2 separate regions of the Homo sapiens genome follow, and region 1 is linked to region 2. Evidence: chromatin loops called from intact Hi-C (ENCODE). Cell type or tissue: heart left ventricle. All regions are shown on one strand.

Region 1 (5,000 bases), 78 kb before region 2:
CACTGGATGCCTGCACTCACCCGTGGCCACAGAACCGGCTCCGGGCTCCTGACGCTACACTGCCACCAAGAATAATCCGTCCTTCTAAGCATCTGTGGGTCACTTTCCCTGCAGGGCAGGGAGAAGGAGCACCCAACTCCTCTTCAACTTCCAAAGGAGGTGGAACTCTTTAAACCAAGCCCTCTTACCAAAAAACATAGGGTATTTGGCAGCTGTGTAGCCAAAAGAAAACCCCAGAAATCCACCACACTAAAGGAGATGGCCAGAAAAAATAAAGCCCTCAGCACTGCCGTTTTCTTGCCACTACAATAGTTCTGTGATTGACCACCCATTTGCTCCTCCCATAAAAAAAAGTATTTCCTCTCCTTTTCTCTTCACTCATAAGACATGGGAAGTCCCACCCTCTGCAAACACTATCAGCACCTTCTATGTTCACCCACCAGGGCTCAGTGACACCCACGAGTTGTTCCCTCCTTGAATGTAACCTCCAGTTCACTGCGCCCCATGCGTCCTGCTCTGGGCATCCGTCCACAGACCCCAGAGCAATGGCATACTGAGGACAAAGTTCCTGCCCCTCCATCCTCCTGCCTTCCTCTTCCAGCCCCAGGAACTGGCCCCAGTCTGCAGGCAAGTGTGCTCTTCCCAGCCCTCAGTGGGGCCACACGAGCCCTGACCAGGACTTATCGCTTTACCACTGTAACCGGGGTCTAGAAATGCATCTTCTTTAAGCCACCCACAGGACCAGCTATTCTTTAAGGGGCCAACTGTCTTGAAGCTGGAAAAGTCTCCAACTCTACCTATGCTCCAAGATCTTCATTTTTATGTCCAAGACTTTGGAATTCCTCAATGACTGCATGAATTAGCAGGAGAAAGGGGCAGCTGTCACTCTACGGCTGACGTCTTTTCTCTGATGGGTTCTCTGGGGAGGTAACACCCCACCATGATAAGCCACATCAGACTTCTCACTGCAATGACCACCTCTCAAGAGGGTGGGGGCAGCCTGCTTCTTCATACTTATGAATACACTAAGTGATTCCAGATTCTCTGGTTGTATATAATTCTGCAATGCTGACTAAAAATTGCTAAAAATAGTAAACTTGGTAGTTCAAGTTCAGACACCTTTTATTTTCACCAAACACAAAGACACAAAGGCACAGGGTGTATACCAGGTAAAAACAGGCACATACGTCCTACACATGTTGTAGCATATGTCAGAATTTCCTACAACATGCACAGATGGACATATGCTGACAGGGGTTATCTTACCCGCCTCCCTCACAGTCAGCCACGGGTCTGTCCACCCAGCCTCTCTGCCTTTGCCCACATGATTCTCCTCACTGGGAATGCTTCCTCCCTCTCCTCAGCCTGACTAGTAACGGGCCAGTATTCATGGCCCCTGGCACGCTCACCTCGGGAAACCTAGCTTGAGCATTCCTCCTCCTCTGAACCACAGCATCAAGTCTGCCTCTCAACGACCCCAGTCTCCATGACTTTATTTCATATGTCTCTAGAGCACAAACAGCTTGAACATAGGGACCGAGCCCTCGTCTTCCACCCATACCCACTGCCCAGCACAGCGCGAGGCTGAGCTTGCAGGCACCCGAGGAACCTGGCTGCTCCTCCTCAGCACTTCTTCTGCAGAGGCAGATGCTCTGCTATTTAAAGATCTCCCTGTGGACTGGGAGGGCAAGGTCAGAAGGACTCTGTTTGGTGACTTGGGGTCTGAGTCACTGATGTTCTCCCTGTGAAGATGTCTAGGTTGCCTGGTAGGAAACTGCTTAGAAGCAAGGCAGAGGCAAGACTGGCCCACAGTGCTGCCCAGAGCCCTGGCCTCTTCCCTCAGGTTGGATCTCAGCATGCTAGCCTTCAGGTTTGTCTCTGGCTTCCAGGCAGCAGACAAAAGCACTGGCAGCTCCAGGGCACATGGAAGGGGACAAGGAGTCTGACAGTCCACAGTGGAGCCCATCAACGGGTCATGACAGCATCCCCAGTTTCCCTTCCTACCCCTCCGGCCCTGAGCCACGGGGACAGGATGAGCCGAGTGTGAAGACTAACACAGTTCCAAGGCTGACCCAAGACTCGGGGACTGGCATTTAAACAAGATGAGGACAAACAGCTGAGGCTGGGGGAAATGACCCTAACCCTGAGCCAGATTCCAGCTCTAAGGCTCCCCTGGACAGTCAACATGTTGTCTCCTACACACCCACCTGGCCCCACCCCCCGCCCTCGCCTGCTCAGCTACATGCAGCAAGGGGAACCAGGCACAGCCGTGGCCATGCAGCAAGGGGAACCAGGCACAGCTGTGGCTCTTGAGTGGGCTCAACACTCACCCACTTTGCAATGGGGCAACCGCGGGAGCTCTTTCCCTCCTTCCCCGTGTAGATGACCTTCTCGATCCGGATGGCTTTCCCCTTCTCTCCATACCTGAAGAGGGAGACAGAAGCCACCATTAGCACAGCAGAACCCCAAAGGAGAACAACTTTTGGTCAGAAGACAGCCTCAGTGTGCTTTTGTTTGAGTTTCTGGTTACCGTCGGGGGCAACAGAGAAGAAAGAGAAAGGTTTAAATGTTATTTGGTACCTAAAGGCTCTGGAGACACAGCGGCCACTTCCAGGCTTCCAGGTTCACCTGCCCCTTCTCTGCTCCCGCCCATCGGGCCCCCTCTGATCCAAGGCAGAAAGACAGCCGAGCAGAATGTCCCTGATCGTTACCTCCGAACTCCAGAAGGGAACTGAAACCAAAGGCTAAACATGGGCATTTGTATCCAGCCCTGTTAGCTGAGTCACCCTGAGAGTTAGCTATTTATAAATATAACAAATGAAATAAATGGGGGAACCCTTATTATTCTCTTTGAATAATCCCTAGATGACATTTGACCATGATGATGACAAACAGCTGAGGTTGGGGAGAAGTGGCTCTACTAAGCCCAAACGCCAGCTCTGAGGTTCCCCTGGACAGTAAACACATCTGGTTCCTGCACACGTCACCTGCCCTGGCTCCCCCACACACTCAGGGCTTCAGAACCCCAGCTCTCTAGGACTGTCTAATCAACCACACTATATTCAGAGATGGTGCAACTATGGCCCCTGGAGTTGAACTGACTTATCCAAGGCCACACAACTACAAAGAGGCAGCAGTGGTCTAAGCACAGCCCTGGACATCAGACAGACTTGGGTGTGAGTGCCAGCCCTGCCACTGTCTTGCTATATAACTGTGGCCAAATTACTAAACTTCTCTAAGCCTCAGTTTTCTCATCTGTAAAATGGAGATTAAAATGATCCCCACCTCCTGGGCTTGGTAAAGATCAAACAATAGTCCACAGGGAGTATATTATTTAAAGTGCTTTGAAGTTCCTGGCATGAGGAAAGAGTCCAATAAACAGTAATTATTTTTAATAATGTAAACGCCATCTTACAGAATCTTCTTATTTTTAACAGTTTTTTAGTTTCAGGTGCAATGTCATATCACCTGCAGATAATGGTCATTTGCCACCTATTCCCTTCTATTCTTTATAGCTCTAGCCATAAAGAAAGCACCTAAGATGGCCAGGGGCTTTCTTTTTTTTTCTTTCTTTTTGAGACGGAGTCTCACTCTGTCGCCCAGGCTGGAATGCAGTGGTGCAATCTCGGCTCATTGCAACCTCCGCTTCCCGGGTTCAAGTAATTCTCTGCCTCAGCCTCCCGAGTAGCTGGGATTACAGGTGCCTGCCACCACGCCCAGCTAATTTTTGTATTTTTAGTAAGGACAGGGTTTCACCATGTTGGCCAGGCTCGTCTTGAACTCCTGACCTCATGATCCACCCGCCTCGGCCTCCCGAAGTGCTGGGATTACAGGTGTGAGCCACGCATGCCAGGCCTGGCCAAGTTTCTGAAGGGCTGGCGGGCATCTCTGCTTCTTCCCGACTTTACTGAAAATGTTTCCAACAATTCATCACTGAGCATGAAACTGGCTAACTTTGGGAAAGCGACAGATTTCCTTACTTTGAAGGGTGCCACTAAGAGTCTCCTGTCCTAAGGATTTTTAATCAAGAATTATTTTTATAAAATATATTTTTAACACATAAGGAGACAGATGATTGAATGTTTTTTATTTGAGCAATTAACACAGCATACTATAACCTTGTATTTCTGTAATAAATTCAATTTGATCATGGCATGTTATTTTAATATACTATTTCATAGAGCATGAATGTTATCATAGCTTCTACAGTTCAGAATACACATATTCTTTATCTTACCCACTCCACTTCTAGGAATCTCCACCCCAGAAATAACCATACAAATGCACCAAGCTTTAGGAACAAGATAATTCACTGTCTCATCAACAACAGAAAAATGAAACAACTTATATGTCTAACATGAGACTGGTTAAATACATTATAATAAATTTCACAAAAAATATCAATTTTCATGCAATGAAAAACCATGTCCCATCAAAAATGATTAGGTAGAATTGTATGTACTGACATGGAAAGAAATTAAGTGGGGGGGAAAAAGCAAGCTACAGACAGTGGGTATAATGGACCACATTTGGTTTAAAACTTCTCTATATACATATTAATACATTTATCTCTGTATATATACAAATATCTTTGTAAATCCTTAGAAAATATTGAAAAATAAGCATTGAACTTTAGCGCTTTATTCGTTCTTTAGACTTTTAAAGCCTTTGTTTCATTTTTGTAATTGAAAAAGAGAACAGTTTATAATTTTTTTTTAATTAACGAATTAATTTTTTAAAACAAGCTCTTGTCAGGCCACAAACATTTTTTTAAAATGCTGATCTAAGGTTCCTCTGAGTTCCATGTTCTCTATTTCACTCAAGATCTTAGCAAAAGGATGAAAACTGTTTCTGATAATTACAACATTAAAATTCTAAGGCTCTGTTCTCTTACAGAAAGCATTTGGAGACAGGACTCAGGGGTTTATATAGCATGGTCTGGATGAAGAGGAAAAGATCACATAATGCTGCTTTTGTCTGGTTCCTGGACAACTTTCATT
Region 2 (5,000 bases):
GTCCTTTCTCCCAGCAGAGAGGGAAGCTCTAGGCTGACAAGGCTGGAGATACAGAGGAGAGAGGGGCCTGCCCCCTCCCTGAGTCCATCTGTCCTCATCCCGTTGGCCTGCTTTCCCCAGGCTGGGAGACAGAGCAGATCTACTCTACGATCTCTGTGCCCACACCCCTCCAACAGCACATGAGGTGATTACAACTCCTCCAGCCAGCAGCGGGAGGCGAGGGGAGGAAGCAGAGGTGGAACCTGGGGGTTCTGCTCCAGAGAAGGCTGTAGAAAAGAGTGTGTAGTGAGAGCCAACTTGAGGTGAGCTCAGCTCTCTCCTCCCCACCCACAGTATCGCCCGTATCAACTGCCCTCTGTCACCTCCCAGCCTCCCACCGCCTCATCCCAGGTGATCATCCACTACTCCCAGTCTCACTAAAGCACACCCGCTAGACGGGGAAGCCGATGCCCCCTGGCTCTTCTCCTTCCCAGAAGCTGCTCCAGAAGCAAAATTCACACCCTTCCCCAAGCACTTACTTGCCTCAAGTTCCTTGGGACAAAGCCAGGGAACTATCTAGGCCTCCTGATACACCCTGCAGCCTCACCTAGAAGTCCCTATCCCCCACGTGGGAAGCAGAGCCCCTCCCTACCAGCATCCATATCCAGTCAGTAAGGTGGCAGGATGCCACTTCCAGCACCTCCATGGAGCTTCCCACAGCTTTCCCAGGGGGCGGGAAGAGAATTTCCAGGGAGGAAACTAAGGGTATCTGGGGACACTTGCAGCTCACCCACCTGCTACCCAAGCAACCAAGATCCCCAGCTCCCTGAAGACTCCAGCGGCTGAGGGGGCAGGTGGGCTGAGGCAGGGGCAGGAACGCGCTTCCTCTCCGCTAGGAAGAGTTCCATGAGCCCTGACCCTGCCCACCTGCCCCATGCTCCCTTCCAGCCTCTCTGCTCTTGGACTTCAGAGGCAGCCACACAGAGCCACCTCCCAATCTGTTTTCTCCGCCCTGGGCCAGCAGAGGATACTGCTGAGTAATCCCAAACTCACAGTGGCTCCTTAGCCCTGAAAAGGGGGACAAGCTCAAGGAAACCTACTGATCGGGTCCATGCCAACGTGGGAGGAATATCTGTGGTTTCCTAGTAATGGCTGATACTCTACTGGACTCTCCCCTCCCCTGTCTCAAACACCCCAGCTCCCCGCCCCCCAGACAACCACAAGGAGAAGCTCAGTGCCCCCTTCTCTGCTTCCCACGCACCTGGGAACACTCTCTTCCCAGTCCCCTAGACACCAAGTCACACAGAGTAACAGCAGACGCCCGCCGGATTCCCAGTCATGATGTTGCATCAGCCCCCACCCTACCCAAAATATCCTCACCCCCACCACCTCCTCTCCTCTCCAGCCATCTCCATGGTGACAGCAGCATGACTAATGACATCCTATCAGCTTCAGACTCAGGAGCGCAATTCTCCCTCCCTCTTACGCCCCCCCACCCCCCCTCCCCGCACACCGTCCCCCCCGGGATTTCTGCAGATTGGATGCAAACCAACAGTGCCAGGGACATTCTCGAGAGATTTCCAGAGGCAGGGGTGGGGAGTGGGTTGCATGTCTTAAAAAGAAAAAAAAAAAAAAAACAGTTCAACAAACCAAGCCCCAACTGCACCCAAAACCATCCAGCTGAGAAAGCAAAAAGAATCCAAACAAAACCCACACAGGCCTGAGAATTCATTGGCCGCCCACACCCCCGCCGCCCCTCCCCCTCAGCTGCTGCTACACACACAGTGGGAGATTAAGGGATCACCAGAGGAGACCCTTTATTTTTATCCAATCCGGTCAAACACTTCACCGCCACCACACACACGCACACACACGCACGCACACACACAAGGTACCTTGACAGCCGCTCCTTGTCCCCACGGCCCGGCTCCTTCACCAGCCTTTATTTCCACCTGCAAAAGAAGCCAGAGGAACGTGTGAGCCAGGCGGGTACCAGGAAGGCAGCAAAGTCCTCCTGCTACAGCCCCCAGCCCGGCCGGAGGGGAAGAAGGCGAACGGGAGGGGATACAGCCTGGGAAAGAAAGGCTATCTGGGACCATCTTCCTGCCTCCAGCTGCCGCCTGGATCACGGCAGACAGGCTCCCCCGCCTTCCAGTGTGTTTTTGTTTTCATTTCTCCTCTGAGAATCCCCCCGAGATCCGAGAGGACGGCGACCCCCGGCCCGCGTCCGCCCGGCCATCCCCGGCCCCGCGCGCTCTACCTCGGCCGGCCTCCTCTGGTGCATCGGCCGGCGGGCCTCCCATTATCCCCGCCGGAGGGAGCGCACGGAGGGAGGCACTGCAGAGGAGGCGGCGGCCAGCTGCCGGCTGCGCTCCCCTCCCCGCCGCGGGGCTGGTGTGCGAGGGGGCGGCGCGCTCGCCAGCCAATCCCCGCGGCCGGCCCTGCCCCCGCCTGGTGGACCTGCCCAGCCGGGAGGCGGGGGCGCAGCCGAGGGTGCTGCTGAGCCGCGCTGGCTGCTTCCCAGGCCCGCCGTGCCGCTCCCCGGCAGGCTGGGGCATCCCAGGGCACCCCCGGCCTCCTCCCGCGGGGACCCCGAAGGTAATACCCAGAAGGCGTCCTCTGCGCCTCCAGGATCAAAGATGACAGACTGCGCCTCCGGGTGGAGCGGAGCGGAGCAGACGCCGGGGGGGTGGGGGGGGATTCCCGCTTCGCCACTCTCTAACCCCAGCATCATCCTGGCAGCAGCTGGGACGGCACCGGGCCCTGTCACAAGGGCATGAGGTGCAATAGCCCCTTCATCCTCAAAAAAGAAGAAAAAGCCCAGGCAGCACGAACCTTTACTCCATTCTGCAAATGAGGTGATAAAATAAGTGAAACAACTTACCCAAGGTGATGCGGCTAGGAAACAGCAGAGCCGGGACTCTGAGCCAGGTCTGTCGGCTCTGAAGACCATACTCTTAACAGCTATGCAAGCTCTCTGCTCCTCCCTGCTCCAGCGCCCACCTCAGAAAACAGGCTCCTCGGAGCCCACACCTCCTGTGTCAACCCTGCCCTCCTCCACACACACAAACACCCACACCTCACTCTAGGATCACCCCCCAGCCCCGCCAGAACATACCCATCCAAGACAGCCTCCCCACCAACACCCCACAATGGGTTCTCCACTCTTAGGCTACAGGAGGTAACCCCCAAGACCCCAAGGGTCCCCAGACCTCAGGGCTTCCCATCTCCTGGAAAGGCAGAGGAGGGGAGGTAGCCCAGACCCCAAGAGCTCCGGTCTTCCAGTTTCCAGACTCAGCCTTTGAAAGCTGCATCAGAAGACTGAAAGGAGGGCAGGATGAGAAAGAACAGAGAGGGGAGAGGCAGACCCTGCAATCCACTCCTAGATTTACTTCCTGGGCCACCCAGGGCACATCGTTCCCTACCCCAATCCCTCCCTGTAGCTGAGCACCCCAGAGCTTCTACCTCCCAGGAAGCGACTTCCACACACTTTGGTACCCACAAACTCCAGGCTCCATCACTACCTAGCTGGTTGTAACTTACCTCTCGTAGCCTCTCTTTGCTCATCTTATAAAACTGAACTACAAATAGCAGCTACCTCATCCAGTTGTGAGGATTCACTGCAGGTGAATCAATTTCTGGAAGAGCTCACTGGGTGCTCCTTCTCATTCTCACAGATGAATAAGCTGAGGCCAGGGAGAAGTGACTCACAGGATTAATTAGGATGTTTGAGAGCCCCTGACCCAGTGATTCGCTCTCCTACCCACTACACCACAGATGCCTAATTGCTGTCCCCTCCCCGGGGGCCCAAAGGGGGTACTCAGAACAGGATGAGCGGCCTTTGGAAAGACAGCAAAGCTGGCCTCCAGTGAGGAGACTCCAGGAGGCATCAGGGCCCATACCTGCCTCCCCCTGGGAACACAGGGCAGGGAGGGAGGCAGGTGGCAAAGCATGACAAGGAACAGTGTCCTAAGCACAGCTCAGGTGGAACAATGGGTTTCTGTGCCCCTCAACTTTGACAATGACCAGGCCAAGTGGAGTCCCTCCTTTATCCTGGTCCCCAAAACCCCTGCCCTCACACCTACCCCCCATACAGTCTGCTGCTGGATAGGAGAGACAAACAATGCTTGGAAAGGAACAACTAGTACGGTTGCTGCAGCGGCTGCCACAGTTTATCAAACCCCTGCTACATGCCAGGCCCTGTGCCAACCATGTTGTAGGATCATCTCATTTGACTTACTCCCCATACAAGCTCATCTCTAACAGGGCAACGGAAGGACTTCGCGATGTTAACTTACTTGCCTGTCAACACAGCTGGTGAGTGGTGGGCTAGAATTCAAATCTAGGTCCTTCTCTTTCCAATTCTCTAAGTTCTGTCTGTCTCTGCCAACCCCAGGGAGATACAAAGAAGACCGAGGTCACTTGAACCCAATCACTTCCCTTTAAGCTATGGATCTAGTAATGTTTTCATGCCTCAGAGACTTCCCGGTGCTGCTCCTTCTGCCTGGATCCCTCCGCACCTCCCCCGACCTGGCAAGCTAATGTGGTACAAGACTTAGTTTAAACATTGCCTCCCCCTGCCAGTTTCTCAGATCACCAAGCTCCCATGAGCATCATCTGCTCCTCCCGGGTCCTGACAGAGCAGTGTACTGCCTCTTCCACAGCACCAGTCACAATAAAGTGCAGTTATTTATTTACACGGCAGTCCTCCCACGTGGGCGGGGGCCCTGTCTTCCCTACTTTCCTAGGCTCTGCACAGAGCTGGAATGTGCTGAGCCAAGTTTCTACACAAGGAGGGTGGAGAGGCAGGGGGCTGGGCACTGAGAAGTGGAGGCCCCTCTTCTGGTCAGCCTTCTCCCTGAGGTCCTCAAGGATCTGAGAGACACCCGCTGTCCTGGGAGGGCAGGACCTGCCAGAACTGAACTGTGATCTACTCCCAGACTTGCTCAACCAGCACCTATCTTCCTCAGCAGCCTGAAGGAGCCACAGAGCAAAGTTCCCATCCCAACTCCTGGCTCCAC

The links. A loop is a pair of places that touch in the nucleus more often than their neighbours do. Peaks named below come from ENCODE experiments on the same cell type or tissue, not always from the same donor. Only the 100,000 strongest peaks of a DNase experiment are listed, where the experiment ranks them.
Region 1: a loop joins it to region 2, with 4 times the contacts of the local background. A loop is called at or near these places in 12 of 110 quality-filtered maps.

What each region holds. Positions count from the first base shown.
Region 1 is chr2:74,077,922-74,082,921 of GRCh38, reverse strand. It overlaps TET3 (tet methylcytosine dioxygenase 3), which reads right to left. Exons shown (of 12, transcript NM_001287491.2): 6 at 2,331-2,424. Among named protein-coding and RNA genes, the nearest start is that of BOLA3, 67 kb to the left of the region's middle. In heart left ventricle, a CTCF peak has its summit at 2,407; a DNase peak (open chromatin) is centred at 2,270.
Region 2 is chr2:74,000,041-74,005,040 of GRCh38, reverse strand. TET3 (tet methylcytosine dioxygenase 3) reads right to left here. Exons shown (of 12, transcript NM_001287491.2): 3 at 1,875-1,931. Among named protein-coding and RNA genes, the nearest start is that of TET3, 18 kb to the right of the region's middle. RefSeq lists enhancers at 324-839, 840-1,356 and a silencer at 2,157-2,696. In heart left ventricle, a CTCF peak has its summit at 2,286; a DNase peak (open chromatin) is centred at 2,370; H3K4me3 peaks cover 2,129 bases; H3K27ac peaks cover 180 bases.